2 separate regions of the Homo sapiens genome follow, and region 2 is linked to region 1. A link is an interaction called in ENCODE POLR2A ChIA-PET data of the cell type or tissue named here. Cell type or tissue: GM12878. All regions are shown on one strand. Each heading gives the region's core, and the rest is flanking DNA. Links, peaks and the distances in the headings are about the cores only.

Region 1 (8,051 bases), core at 1,699-5,698:
TAAAAAACCCAGCAATATGAATGCTGCCCCTATAGTAGTGTACTGTGGCAGCCCTGTGGCCAGTTTTGCCTGCTTCTGGATCTGGAGCCCAGGAGGCTTGTGGTTTTATGTAATAATGCCTTCACGTTTCTATCCTGACTGTGGTTCCCAGATATGTTTATCTTGTTTTTGAGATAGTTATGTCTTTCACATGTTGCTAAAGATGTTTTGTCTATCATTGTTATGTATTTAGAGCACAAAAGGAAGTGGGGGATGATTTCCATGTGAACCAATTTTTCTACCATAACCGAAACCATATATAGCAAAGTTGTTTAACTTTGCTATATATGACGTTATTTAAATTCATCATCTGTTCAGCTTTTATATAAAAGTAATTTTTTTAAATTAACATAGATTTTTCTCATGGAACATAAGATTACATAAACATAGTGCCAATAAAATAAAAGAGAATAGAAAGCCCAAAGACAGATGTATACAATAATTTAGTAGATAATAACAAACACAATTCCATTTATTGAACATGCAGGTGTTGGGAGACAATTCTCCATGGGTCTTTCACTTTTCTGCAAGTCTTGTGGGGGACTAACTCTCCTTTGTTTTAGATTATCTTTTTATGGCTGTTCATTTAGCAAACAGCCTTGGAAAATAGAGGTGCTCCCACAGAGCAAAGGGCAGGCATGCTTACTGAACGCTTTAGAAGATTTGGATAAGCTAAACTCAGAGTTCCTCTCCTATAATGCAACCCACTTCATGTTTAGGTAATTATCTGGGCTCATCCTTTCACCACCATGGGACTTCAGTCAAGGAGAACTGATGCACATATGGTGATGCTCTTGCTGCCTGCTGTGCATTAGATAATAATAAAGTCCTTTGTTTCTGATCCAGGAGTCTTGGGTCTTCTGCCAGCATCTGTGAAACTGGCAGGCTAACTTGTCAGCTGGCAAGTAGGGTAAAATCTCAGGCTCTTCACAGTTATTAAACAGGATACTTGTTAGGAATTTTGCATTTATTATATTATTTAATTATTATAACTCTACAAAGTAGGTGTTATTATCTCCATTTTACAGATGATAAAAGCAATGTTTAAAGAGATTAAGTAACGTGTCCAAGGTCAAGCAAGAATTCATCTCTGGGCCAGGATTCGAGTTCAGGACTGTATCGGTGTTGTACAAATTATTACTTATTTGGGGAAATAAAGTTAAATTCCCATTTCATCATATAGGTTAAAATTTCACATGGAATATAGAGTAAAATATAAACAAACAAAAACCAGTAAATATGCATATCTGATTTTTAGATGCATAAGAACTTATCTAAGCACAAATAAATTTTAAGACCAAATTGAATCATTCTGAATATGTCAAAGGGCACTACTGAAAGGCAAATGAAAAACTGGGAAAATATTTGAAGGAAATAGGATAAGGAATTAATGTCTTTAATATGTGAAAAGTTTACGAAAATCCACAAGAAAAATATTAAGTCTCTTAGAAAAATGAGTAAAAGACTTACAAAGCAACTTACACAAGTTATATAAATAGCAAAAATAAAAACAATCTCCCCCAATTCCATATATGTTCTACAGTTTCAAATAAATGGAATTATAATTGACAAAAATAAGTATATAGAAAAAATGTTAGACTTCAACATTAATGAAGTGCTACCCCTAAATACTCTTAATTTTAACAAATTGGCTAATTTTTGTTTTGTTTTGTTTTGTTAGCCGTGTTAGCCAGGATGGTCTCCATTTCCTGACCTCATGATCTGCCCGACTCGTCCTCCCAAAGTGCTGGGATTACAGGCATGAGCCACCGCACCCGGCCGCTAATTTTTTAAAATTAAAATATGCAGTATTGCTGCAGTTACAATGAAATGGTTATTGTGCACTATTGATGAAAGTGTACATTATACAACTGTTCTAGAGCAGGGATCCCTGTACCAGTCCGTGACCTGTTAGGAACTGGCCCACACAGCCAGAGGCAGGCTGCGGGCCAGCAAGCATTACAGCCTGAGCTCTGCCTCCTATCAGATCATTGGCAGCATTAGAGTCTCATAGGAGCACAAACTTTACTGTGAACTGCACACTCCTTGTAAGAATCTAATGAATCCCATGTGGTGTTTAACTTTCTGTTCCTGGCTTATTTCTCTTAACAGAATGTCCTCTAGTTCCATTCATGTTGCCACAAATGACAGGATTTCATGCTTTTTATGGCTGAATAATATTCCATGGAGTAAATATACCAGATTTTCTTTATCCAGTCATCAAAAATATGGAACACTTCACAAACTTGCATGTTATCCTTGTTCAGGGGCCGTGCTCTGTGTCATTCCAATTTTAGTGTATGTGCTGCTAAAGTGGGAAATGAAACATTTTAAAAATCCTGTTTCAATTCTAAAAGACATATCTGAAAATGTATTTTTCATCAGTGTCAAGAATTAAACAATATAAATAACTCCCTCGATTTAAAAAAGGGTGATTCACATACTTCTAATTCCTCTCTGCCTCCCCTGCTGGGTATTTCCAGCTCTGCTGAAATCGTCCAGATGTTTAGATTGATGTTATTATTTTTTTTACATGATGCCTCTTCTACTTTAAGAAAGCTTTAAAGGCCGGGTACAGTGGCTCACGCCTGTAATTTCATCACTTTGGGAGACCAAGGCAGGTGGATCACTTGAGGTCAGGAGTTCAAGACCAGCCTGGGCAACATGGTGAAACCCCGTCTCTACTGAAAACACAAAAAAATTAGCTGGGCTTGGTGGCGCATGCCTGTGACCCCAGCTACTCTGGAGGCTGAGGCAGGAGAATCGCTTGAACCTGAGAGGCAGAGGTTGCAGTGAGCTGAGATTGCACCACCGCACTCCAGCCTGAGCGACAGAGTGAGACTCCGTCTCCAGAAAAAAAAAAAAAAAAAAAAAAGCTTTAAAATGTACTAAACAGCCGTGTTACCAACAATTACTTAAACTTTACAGGTCTTATTGTTTATTACTGTTTTTTGTCTTCATCTTTTCTGAATTATTTATTTTGATGCTTTCCTTTTTTTTTTTTTTTTTTTTGATCCAGAGTCTACCACTGTTGCCTGGGCTGGAGTGCAGTGATGCAATCTCGGCTCAGACAGCAACCTCTGCCTCCCGGGTTCAAGTAATTCTCCTGCCTCAGCCCCCCAAGTATCTGGGATTACAGGCTCACGCCACCCGGCCCAGCTAATTTTTTTGTATTTTTAGTAGAGATGGGGCTTCACTATGTTGGCCAGCCTGGTCTCAAACTCCTGACCTCGTGATCTGTCCACCTCAGCCTCCCAAAGTGCTGGGATTACAGATGTGAGCCATTGCGCCTGCCCTATTTTGGTGTTTTGAAATTTTTTTTTCTTTTTTTTTTTTTTTTGAGACGGAGTCTCACTCTGTCGCCCAGGTTGGAGTGCAGTGGCGTGATCTCAGCTCACTGCAAGCTCTGCCTCCTGGGTTCATGCCATTCTCCTGCCTCAGCCTCCCAAGTAGCTGGGACCACAGGTGCCCGCTACCACGCTCGGCTAATTTTTTTGTATTTTTAGTAAAGACGAGGTTTCACCTTGTTAGCCAGGGTAGTCTCAATCTCCTGACCTCGTGATCCGCCCGCCTGGGCCTCCCAAAGTGCTGGGATTACAGGCGTGAGCCACCGCGCCCGGCCTTGAGGTTTCTTACTGTTGTTTTGTTTTTAGCAGAGGAGGTATATAGGATACTGACTGCCTTCCTTTACCCTGACACAGGATAGATAAGTTGAGTGGGTATGGAATGCTACTAACAATCTTTTCCAAGAGGAAACCCTAGGAATGTGGTTTCACAATCTTCTAGCATTTGGTTTGTAAGTTAAAAGTTTGATTCTCTTTTCTATGACGGTATTTTTTTTTCCTGTCATGAAGCTTATAAATTTTTCCCTTTAACCATAGGCTTGAGAAATTTCATCAGACTATGTTTAGGTAGTTTTTCTTTTTTTCTGTCTCTCTTTTCTTTCTTTTTCTTTTTCTTTTTTTTTGAAACAGAGTCTTACCTCTTGTGCACTATTGACGAAAGCATACATTATACATTCACCCAGGCTGGAGTGCAGTGGCACTATCACAGCTCACTGCGGGCTTATCCTGGGCTCAAGCGATCCTCCCACCTCAGCTTCCTGAGTAGCTGAGATTACAGGTGTGTGCCACCACATCCGGCTATTTTTTTTTTTAATAGAAATGAAGCCTTGCTGTGTTGCCCAGACTGGAGGTAGTTTTCTGAGAATTCCTACTTGGCATTCAACGGCCTCTTTTTCTCCACTCAGGAAACAATTTATTACATATTCTCAGTGATTTTTTTCCTTCTATTCTCTCATCATGAAATTCCTATTATACAAGTGATGGTGACACTGCATTTATATTTCACCATCTCTCATGACTTCCATCACCTTTTCCTCTAATTCACTAATTCAGTTTTCAGCTGAATTACTATAAGTCAGAGTATATATAAAGGCGTTTTGTTGTTGCTGCTGTTGTTTTTGAGAGTGGAGTCCATTCATATTAGTCTTTGCCACCTTTCTTAAATTCCTGTATAATATTCATACAATAGAATGCACAAATTTTAAGTGCACAGTCAGTTGTAATGAATGCATACATATAACCCGTATAGCCATTCAGTCAAGATGTAAAACACTTCCATGACCCCAGAAAGTTTTTTCATCTCCTTCTGGTCAATTCATGACCCCTCCCCAGAAATCACGAACGATTTCTAATATCATCAATTAATTTCGCTTGTGTTCGAGTTTTATATGAAAGAAACCATATAGCATGCACTTTCTGCAACTGGCTTCCTTAGCTCAACATAATGCTTTTGAGGTTTATCCATGCCGTAGAGTGTATCAGTAATTTTTTCCCTTTTTATTCCTCAGTAGTATTTCATTGTATGGGTATATCATCTTTTGTTTCCATTGGAATTTTTAATTTCTAAAATACGCTTCTTTCTTATCTAATTGCTCTTTTCCAAGTCTGCTCTTGCTTTATTGAAGGAATATCTGCTTGGATATATACATATCCAAAAACTATACACACACACACACACACACACACACACACACACACACAGAGAGAGTCTCCCTCTATTGCCCAGGCTGGAGTGCAGTGGCACAATCTCTGCTCACTGCAACCTCCACCTCCCAGGTTCAAGTGATCCTCCTGCCTCAGCCTCCCAAGTAGCTGGGACTACAGGTGTGCACCACCATGACTGGCTAATTTTTGTATTTTCAGTAGAGACTGTGTTTCTCCATGTTGGCCAGGCCGGTCTCGAACCCCCGGCCTCAAGTGATCTGCCTGCCTCAGCCTCCCAAAGTGCTGAGATTACCGGCCTGAGCCACTGCGCCAGGCCATGCCTGGATATTTCTAAGAATACTACTTATAATTGTCTTATTTCTTGTTTCCTGAAATAACTCTATAATATGTAGGGATAGGTATTTATATTGATTGCTTGAAATACTTTCTTTCCTTCGAGGTGCTGATTCTCCACAAATATCCAGTGATTCTGTGTTGTTATTGTCTGCTTCCATGTATCACATGCCATGGTATACAAGCATCAGCAGTTCCCTCAGCAATTGCATCTGATTCCAGATGGACACACTCTCCTCAATAACCAGCATCATGTGTGGCTGCAGATGGCAGACAGCAGTTTTTGCCCTGCTGTGTTTATTATTATTATTATTTTTTTTTTTTGACAAAGTCTCGCTTTGTCGCCCAGGCTGGAGTGCAGTGGTGCGATCTCGGCTCACTGCAAGCTCCACCTCCCATGTTCAGGCCATTCTCCTGCCTCAGCCTCCGGAGTAGCTGGGACTACAGGCACCCGCCACCACACCCGGCTAATTTTTGTATTTTTAGTAGAGACGGGGCTTCACCGGGTTAGCCAGGCGGTCTCGATCTCCTGACCTCGTGTTCTGCCCACCTCGGCCTCCCAAAGTGCTGGGATTACAGGCCTGAGCCACCACGCCTGGCTGCTGTGTTTATTCTTAATATCCTTGGAAATTTCCTCTTTTTAAGCCTGAAACCCCTCTACCCATTATCAAAGTAATAATTTCTCCTCTATTTTGAAGAAAAGATGAAGCTAACAAATAGCAATTAACAAATATATTCTACCAAGGTATATGCGTGCCTTTTTCCAACAGAAAGATTTTGCGTGTGATGATTGCAAAACTCTTGTTCAAATATGTTGCTGGGCGGCTGCATGATGTTACTATGGATGAACAGAAACAGATCAGTCCATTTAACCTGCCCCAATTCATCACAGGAGTTACGGCTTGACCTTCCACTGCCAATCATTTACACCCCAGGTTATAAATGAGGTAAGGAAAACACCTGGTCCACTTTGAGGTTGTCATTTGGTTGCAGGCAAGACCCCTTGGTCCACCTCCAAAAGGTGGGCAACTGAGATCTGCTGCTGAAGGCAGCTCTCCTTCAGGCAGAACGCTGAGCCAGTGGAGGTCATGGCAGGTTGTCCTTGAAAATGGTTTTGGACTGAAAATCAAGGGCAGTAAGGACAAAACCATAAGGAGCCTTGACTGGTCTCTGTTCATAGAGTCCTAAAATTTTCACCTCCCAGCTCACTGGGAAAGAAGAAAAGGCCCAGCCAGGAAAAGGAATTCCCCTGATTTTGGCAAGTGAAACAGCATGGCAGTGGGTCCAGGCACCTGCTGGAGGGTTGGGGCACTGTGGGGCCCCTGTGAGGGAAGCCCAGGAGACAGCTCGCAGTCAAGAATTTCCAACCAAAGTGCTCACTCTGCACCTGCTGAAGTTCAGACAACGGGAAGGGGGCTGCATCACCTTGTCCCCGCATCGCTGGAAGGAGTTCTGAGGAGGTGGAGCATCTGGGTTTCCAAGCTGAGCTTCGTCCTCATGAGTAGACTGAGTCCCCGGTCCTGCGTTTGGGTGCCTGGCTTGGAGAGGGGTCCCGGAAGCGCACTGACACGTTTGCCCTTCAAACCATCCCCGCACCCTCACAACACCCCATGAGCAGCCCACACTTGGGCTAAGCTGGGAAATGCATCCAATGAGGTCTCAGAGGAGCCCTCCTCTTCTTTTCCTGTGTGAAAAAGGAGAAACAGTAGTGTTGCTTGATGTGCTGTATTAGTCCGTTTTCACACTGCTATAAAGAACTTCCCTGAGACTGGGCAATTTATAAAGGAAAGAGGTTTAATTGACTCACAGTTCTGCAAGCTGGCAAGGCCTTGGGAAACTTATAATCATGGCGGAAGGGGAAGCAAGCACACTCTTCACAAGGCAGCAGAAGAAAGAAGAGAAAGTGAAAGGGGAAGAACCCCTTATAAAACCATCAGACCTGTGAGAACTCACTATCTGGAGCACAGCATGGGGAAACCGCCCTATGATCTAATCACCTCCCTACCTCCACACATGGGGATTACAGGTCCCTCCCTCTACACGTCCGGATTACAATTCTAGATGAGATTTGGGCGGGGACACAGAGCCAAACCGTATCATGTGCCCAGCAATCCAGTTCCATTTGCTTGGAGCTTCCACCTATCTCATATTCTTTGGTGAGATAATGCATGCATGTAAAGGCATTGAGCAAGGCTGGGTGCACAGTAAACCCACATAGCCATTATTATTACATCAGAACGTCTCCATGTTTCTTCTCTATCAATGGTATGTTTTCCCACTATCTCTCTCTGCCAGAGATTTCCCCCATTGTTTACTTTTTTGTTGTTGTCATATATTTCAGTAAGATACCAGGAGGGAGTGGAAATAAACACATGACAATTTGACATCTTTAAGCCAAAAGTCAGCATTATTTATTATTATGACTTTTAAAACATAGTAACAACTTGAAGTCCAGCAATAGAACAACTACCAGGTCATGGGGTACATAGAGGATGAGATTTTTATTTACAAAGAAATTTTAACACAGGTATAGATAATCACACTGAAACAGATCTTCGATCTATAAAGAATTGTGTCAGTGGTCTCTTATAAACAGAGGACAAGGAGGCACCCATTTAAAAACAAAAACAAAAACAAAAAACCATAAAACATTTTGTTTCCCTGAATGGC
Region 2 (8,051 bases), core at 2,311-6,310, 330 kb after region 1:
TTTATACTAAAAAAAAAAAAAAGCACACCAGCTTTTTGTCATTACTAGAACAAGGTGTGTGCATTCAAGTTAGCTTCAGGACTTATTTTCTTTCAGATTTTTCTGTTTACTGAGGCCATATTATTATATTTAATTTCCTTATGCTCTATCCTTTAGGGAGCATAACAAGGGAATAACATCTCTTGTTGGCTTACATTGAACTTACCCACCTTGCTCTTAGATATCTTGTCTAAAACCTACAGTCCCAATCTCCTAGTCTAGAAGAGGGATATTTACATATCTACACCATACTTTAAAGGTGTTGGGAGAAAGTAGTAAGTGAAGAGTTGTATTATGAAGAGTTACACTTGCTGAACTGAAAACTCTCTATTGGAGTCCCAGTATTGTTGAAAAACTTACATATAACATTTGACCATTTGCTATCTTATGTGCAGAATTTGCTTTAGGAGGTTAGAGTGGCAGTTTATATACATTTATTTAGGAAGAAAAACTAGTAAGTCTTTGCTTTCTCACAGCAAAACTCGAAGACTTTTGTGATAGTGTAAACTATAAGAAATTTAATGTAGAGCACCACTGTGTGAGGTGGTATAGCCCTCTCTGTTCCTTGGCTTATGCTTTGCTGCTGCTTCTCTTTCAGAAGGACCATTAGCTTCTTCTAAACAGTATGTTATGTCTAAAGAAGAGATGTGTAAGCTTGCTTTATTTATCTGTAGTGAGCCACATGTCCAAAGCTACGTACCAATAAAAATTTATTTCCAACTGAAAACAAGAAGTAGATGTTTATTTCAGTGATAATGGACAGATGTTCTTAACTGAAATGCTTCATGGGTAGAGGAAGCATCCACACATTCTCTACTTGTAAAGGGTGGTTTAAATCATAATATCTTTCAGTAGAGTTAGAGTACTGTTGCCTTTGATTTTATTTTAGTGCTTTTTATTTTAGTGACCTACTAAGCCTCTACCTGATGCTAGTGATTTTTTTTTTTTTCCTTTTTGTAGGGATAAAGAGTGCTTTTTCTAAAGTATTTTGAGGAAGGATTCATGGAGACCTACATTATATCGTGCTGCATGTAGGTTCTGAGAACATGAAGACGACTGTGATAAACTCTGGTCTTATGGAACTTCCCATTCAGTGTGTCTTGAGTGGGTTATAGTTGTGCTGAGGAAGTAGTCCTCTTGACCCCTGGGAAGCCTGGAGGTATCTGGGTTGATAGGAGACCCTTAGCCAGTCCCTTTCTGGTGAGAGCAGACATACCTGTCTTACCTGTAGCTTCTTTTCTTTTTTTTTTTTCTTTTTTTTTTTTTTTTTAAGACAGGTCTTGCTCTATTGCTCAGGCTGTCTCCTACATTTAAACCATCCTCCTGCCTTGGCCTCCCAAGGTGCTGGGATGACAGGTGTGAGCCACTGCACCTGGCTATGTCTGTATTCTTGTGGGCTTTACATATACTATTTTCTCTGTGTGTCCTGATGAGAAGATTGAAAACCAGCTCTACTTACAGTATTGTAGAAGAGGATGGACGTATAAAACAAATGCATGCAATGAGATGTTTTTCTTATTGGTATAAGTAATGGTAATTATATGTGAAAGAGAAGGTGGTTTTGGGAGAGAGAAGAGGGCTTCAGGAAAAAGCTTCTTAGAAGAGAGTTGAACTTTGCAAAATGAATGGCCTTTATTATGTGGACATGGAGGGATGGGATACCAGATGTAAATAGATAATGTGTTACTCTTAGGCTCTGTAGGTGGTTTGGCGTGAAAGCGGGTCTTGTGAACAGTAAGGCTGGAGAGTAGGAAGGGGGCATATTTAAAGAAGTACCAGGAGTTTACCAAGTATTGATTCACATTAAAATGATTATTAAAGTGTGTGTTTAGCCTGAGGAAATGTAAGTCCAGAGGACAGTCATGAGGATATAAGAAACAATGGAGTTGGTAAAAATATGCTGGTAAATTGAATTACATTGATTTTTCAAAATTTGCTTGTATTTTTTTTAAGAAGAGAAAATGACAACAAAACAAGATGGATGGGGTACAAGGACAGTTCAGTGGGTTGTTAAAACTTGTTAAGGGCCTCCTTGTTTAAGAGCCAACTAAACAACCACTATTGGAAAATTTTGGATTGTATATACATGTTAAAAAATTAAGGATAAATACACACCCACACAGGGAGTGAATTTTCTTGCTTCCGTAGCAGCAGACATTTAAACGTTACCATTCAAACTCTGAGGGAAGGAAAATAGGAAAAACAAAATGAAAAAGAATGACAGAAAACACAGGTGGAAGAAATAAGCTCTTCTAGTTCATTAATCATAATAATCCAAATGGTTCAAACTTACTTTCATTGTATTAAAGGAACTATCAGAATGGATAAAAAACAAAATATTGCTCAATAAGAAACCTACCTAAAATGAAAGGGCAATCTCTTTAACAGTAACACGATAGTATTGTCACAACTAAGAAAATTAACAATAGATTTTTTTTGAGGTATTTCAAAAGCATTAATTTTATTTTGTTGTTGTTATTAGTCTTTCTCTATCTGTCATCTTGAAGATCCATTCAGAATTAGGAAAGGTTAGGTAGTATTAGCCCCATTTTCACAAAATGGAAAAGGAAGCTTAAAGTCAGCCCTGCAGCAGCTAGGGATGGGGTCCAAATTTCTAGACATGCAAACTCGTTATGACATCTACAGGGCAATGTGTTGCAGGTTTGATGGTTGAGACAAAATTACTCCTTTTCAAACAAGAGATTGGGGAATTTTTATTCCTGACTTTTCGGCTGCATATCTGTGTGTGTGTGACTTTGAGTCCTCACTAATTATTTTCACTTGGGTAGGCCGTTTAACTGGTTTCAGTTATGAAATGGAATAATAATTTCCCCATTAGATCAGATGAGATGACACATGTGAACGTCCTTTGTACTATAAATACATATCAACATCACCCTTACATGGTCATTGTTGGTAAGACTCCATGCCCTCTTAAGGAAAGGATGGAAAGCACATTAAGATACTGTGGACTGTAGGAGTTGTAACGGAGCTCACAAGTTACCTTTGACAAAGCGTAGTCATTTCAAAGTTTGAAAATGAGTATTTTAATGATCCATGAAGCAAAGTTTTAGATTACCCTTAAAATCTTTACTATGTTAAAAATGTACAGTTAATGAGTGGCTTTTTAATTTTTTTTTATTTTTTTTTATTTTTTGAGACAGAGCCTTGCTCTGTTGCCCAGGCTGGAGTGCAGTGGTGCAGTCTCGCCTCATTGAAACCTCTGCCCCCCGGGCTCAAGCTATCCTCCTGCCTGAGCCTCCCAAGTATCTGGGACTACAGGCACACACTACCATGCCCAGCTATTTTTTCTTTTTAATTAATTTTTTTTGTAGAGACAGGGTTTCACCATGTTGCCCAGGCTGGTCTCAAACTCAAGTGATGTAGCTGGCCTCCCAAAATGCTGCAATTACACGTGTGAACCACTGCACCTGGCCTGTAGTTAACTTCTGATGGCAGTAAACACTGCAATTCCCTATTAGTAACATTTTTTTTTAAAGGTATAAAATTATAGTGAGTAAATTGCCTTTATTTCTACAGTATTGGTCTACCTGGGTTTTTCAGGGATCCCTGAAAAGAGACTTTCAAAATTAGAGCCCATCTGGGCACAAGTAAAATAAGTCATAAAGTACTTAAGTTGTAGGGGTAAGGAGACAATAAAATACAAGGCTTTTGTTCTTTGGAATGGAAAATGCATTTATAATTTGAGATTCTGTAGATGAACATTTATTCTGCTTTGTATGTGATTATCTTAGTCCAAAAATCTAGCCGTTATAACTTTGAAGAAATTATTTCTGCTGTTTCTCTGGCATATTGTTTCACAATTTTTCTTTGCTGATGTTGCAAAGGTTCCCTGTTTGTTTAATTTGCTTAATGAAGAGACTCATATGCAGGATGGTTAAGGTGGTACCTTGGGGGTAGTAGCTGGGACTTTGAAGTTTGCGTTAGGAGGTATATCTTAATAGAGCAGGGGGATTCTCTTTTCCACAAAACGGGATATAATGTTTAGAAGGTTTCAGACTTAACGGCCTTGAAAGATGACGCTTTGTGGAGGGGAACGCTACACACTGGGGCCTGTGGGGAGGATGGCGGGAGGGAGAGCATCAGGAAGAAGAGCTGATGGATGCTGGGCTTAACCCGGGGAGATGGGTTGAGCTGTGCAGCAAACCACCATGATACGTTTACCTGTGTCACAAACCTGCACATCCTGCACATGTACCCTGTAACTTAAGGTTGAAGGGGGAAAAAAAAAAAAAAGAAACATGATGCTTTGGTTCTTTTAAGAACAGGTGAGGAATAGGAATCAAGTGGTTTCACTGTTTGTTGTTTGATGGACCTAGAGGTTTAAAGCTGATAATTTCTTCAGACTGATGTGCTCAGGGTTTTTATGTAAAGGTGGACAAAATTTGGAACAAATTTGAAACATCAAAGGCTCAAAAACTAGATACAACGGACCAAAAACAAAACCAAAAATATTGTGCTTTTGGTTCTGCTAGGCAAATTAGAATCTTTTCATTGTCTGGTGTTGCATTTTTTTTTTTTTAAAGACAGTTCACTTTTTTAAAGTTTACTGGTTAGTTTCATTTGTTTTTATTGCATTTTTTTTTTCAATTTGAGGAGGCTTATATCTCCTCCACGGGGGACCCTGCTGAACAAGGACCTGCCATTGTCATGTGACTGGTTAAAGCAGAGGCCTTCACTTAACTTGGCAAATGAAAAACTAAAAGGAAGCAACTTTTACTTCTGGTTGTTTTCTCACTATACACATCAAGCCTTAGCCAGATAAAAATGCTTGGATATTTGTATCATTGTCTTAGTTGGAGACATTATGTTGCCCTTTTTAACTAAAAAGATACAAGTGAAATCTGTCACCTTTTTTTGTTCTCTGTTTAGTTTCTTTCTTTATTGAGTTTTTCCAGCTTTACTGAGGTATAATTGACACATGGTATGTATTTAAGGTGGTATTTTCGTTCTTTAAAGACTGCACAGTTGCCTTTGCTCAGGTTACTCCTCCTGCCAAGTGTTCGCAATTCCGCTCTTTCAGGTTTTTACTTCCTTGTGTCCTTAAAGCTTCTCTTCTGTTACACATTTTCATCCCAGATGTTAGTTGCTTTAATAGTCTACTTTCTTTCCTTTTCATCTCTGAAACTGGGTTGTAGTTATTATACCATTTCAGTGCTAATAGCCTACCGTGATGTTCTTGCCATTTTATGTTAATGATGACTTAGGTCATCTTCCCTGACTTGTAAAGTTGAATGTGACATCTGTAATTTTAGCTTTCCCAAGGAACTTATATAGGAGTCTGACATTTATTGAGTGGCTACTTGGTGATGCTATTGCTAGGCATTTCACAGATTCAGATCTCACAATGATAAAAAATAAAGGTGTAGGAAAGTTTGAGTTTAGATAAATGTATAGATGATAAATCTAGAACAGACTGTTAAAGAGAGTTAGGATATTTGGGTACATTTTTGGTTGACATCCAAGTTAACAAGGCCCTCTGCAAATGTTACTGGATATTGATAGAGAAGGCTGGATTGAATAGGTGTGGCCTAGTTGAGAAATGAAATTTAATGATAGAACACTTGTAAAACACCAGAATTATATGCCTGATGCAAATGGAATGGTGTTTGAAAAATCTTATTTTCTTCCTGACATTTTTAGGAACAGCCTGTGTTTAATATGGACTTTGAAATATAATGTCATGGTAACTTTTAGAAATGGGGTGGTAGATACGCCCTTGTAATTTAGTAATTGATACATTGTTTTTTGAACTACCAGAGTGAGGATTTTAAAAGAATTAAATTATTCAGGTTTAACTGTATATACTCTTAAAGAAAAATGTGATATCTGATTACCTTAGAAATGGTAGTTTCTTTTAATTTTGCAATTTTAGAAGTTTAAGAAAAACCAAACCACTTACTATTTTTAAAACTGCAAAATTGTGTGAGTTTAAAAAATTCATTTCTTACAAGGAAGAGGGGCCGCCCTTTCCCAAGAAGTAATTGCTAGAAAGAGTTGGGATATGTGTGTGTTTATTGCCAGACATTACCTGTGCATATACAAACATGAGGTATTGTGTGTGTGTCACCCCCACTCCCCCCAAAATTTAAAACTGCAGGTTTATTTGCTTTTTCACCTAACAGTGTATATTTTTGGTTGTCATCATGTTTCATTCCATGTCAAAACTCTTGTGTGCATTTTAATTTCCCATGATCTTCAATGTCTATCATATTGAAAGGTTTGGTTATATAATACTGTTTGCACATTTTCATTTTATTAAACAATAATTTTATTAGTTTCCTAGGGCTGCCATAACAAAGTGCCAGAAACTGTGTGTGGATTATAATACTGTATTGTTACTGTACCTTTTCTACGTTTAGATGTGTTTAGAGACATGAATACTTACCATTGTGTTACAGTTACCTACAGGATCCAGTACAGTCATATGCTGTACAGGTTTGTGGCCTAGGAGCAAGAGGCTAGACCACATAGCCTAAGTGTGTAGTGGGCTGTACCATCTAGGTTTGCGTGAGTACACTCTATGACATACGCACCATGATGAAATTGCTTAACAGTCAATTTCTCAGAATGTATCCCTGTCATTAAGTGGTGCATGCCTGTAACAGAAATTTATCGTCCTAACAATTCTGTAGGCTAGAAGTCCAGAATCAGGATGTCGACAGGGTTGGTTCCCTCTGAGGGCTATGAGGAGACTCTCTTCCATTTTCTACCCTAGCTACTGGTGGTTTTCTGGCAGTGGATGCATCATTCCAATCTTTTCACATGGCATTCTCCCTGTGTCTCTGTCTCCATTTTGTCTTCCTTCTATGCCTGTGTCCGAATTTTCCCTTTCTACACAGACACCAGTCACACTGGATTAGGGTCCACCCTAATGACTTCATTGTAACTTGATTACTTCTGTAAAGACCCTATTTCAAAATAAGGTCATATTCTGAGATATTGGGGCTTAAGACTTAAACGTACCTTTATTAGGGAACACAGTTCACCCAGTAAAACTAATGGCGCAATCAGGTCCATTGCAATTAATGTCAAGGAATATTCATTAAGTTGGGTTATGTGCTAGACCCTAGAGATTCAAAGCTGTTTAAGTTCCAAAGGGCTTGCAGTCTAGTTGGGGAGACCAGCTTTGTGTATAATAATGTAAACTGATACAAACTTGATAAGCTGTATTTTGATGTGTACAGGGAAGACAGACTGGTATTTGGAGTGAGGCCTGCATCAGTTGGAGAAGGAAGGCTTTTGGGAGTGGTGGGGAGGGAAGCTTGGTGGAATTTGAAAGGTAACTTGGAGAAAAATGAAGAGGACAAAGGTCCTGGCGAGGAAGTGAGAAGTGAATTAAAATAACAAGAGAGAAATAAGGTTAAGTGATTAAAATTACTTACATGATTTAATGTTTCAGTAATTTTGTCCTCAAACTTGTTAAATTGATTGGGTTCATATTGGTTTAGGGAAAAATCTTCTATAAACTTATATTTTTTTTAAAAAAAGGCATGTATATGTTGTTAAAAATCACATTTGTAGCTTACAGAACTCATTTTTGCTAAAAATGAGCTAATGAAAAGTACTTCTGATACAGCGGGTAAAGGAAAGTGGGAGAGATCATACCTAGAACATCCACTTTTTCCCAAAGTAATGACGGGGAATTATGTACACCTCTATATAATGACGGGATTATATACACCTCTTTGTGATCTTAGGTCCATTTCAACTACAGCATTCTGTTTTTTAGCTTAATGTATGTAAAACTTATCAAGCAAAAAGGGATCAGAAGTGGTTTTCTAGAAAATTTATTGAAAATAAAAAACCAACAAAACATGATTACCACATTAGTGAAAATAACTATTACGCAGAATATATTTTTGTAACATACCTGCTGTGAAGAAACTTCACCAATGTCAGTATTTACATTTCAGATTACTTTGTTATTATTAGTTCATTTTTTCCAAACAAAAACTGTGAAATCTATGAGATGGACCCATAGAGAGGAG

The links. Peaks named below come from ENCODE experiments on the same cell type or tissue, not always from the same donor. Only the 100,000 strongest peaks of a DNase experiment are listed, where the experiment ranks them.
Region 2: POLR2A ChIA-PET joins it to region 1 with 6 read pairs; 2 of 35 experiments call an interaction of 5 or more read pairs at or near these places.

What each region holds. Positions count from the first base shown.
Region 1 is chr13:27,482,443-27,490,493 of GRCh38, reverse strand. It overlaps the pseudogene RNU6-63P. Among named protein-coding and RNA genes, the nearest start is that of MTIF3, 36 kb to the right of the region's middle. RefSeq lists an enhancer at 7,203-7,402. In GM12878, for the core only: no CTCF peak of the experiment used is centred there; no DNase peak of the experiment used is centred there.
Region 2 is chr13:27,157,027-27,165,077 of GRCh38, reverse strand. The region is part of intron 1 of USP12 (ubiquitin specific peptidase 12); the gene reads left to right. It overlaps USP12-AS1 (USP12 antisense RNA 1), which reads right to left. Exons shown (of 3, transcript NR_046547.1): 2 at 2,155-2,218. Among named protein-coding and RNA genes, the nearest start is that of USP12, 11 kb to the left of the region's middle. In GM12878, for the core only: no CTCF peak of the experiment used is centred there; no DNase peak of the experiment used is centred there; H3K4me3 peaks cover 1,178 bases; H3K27ac peaks cover 1,821 bases.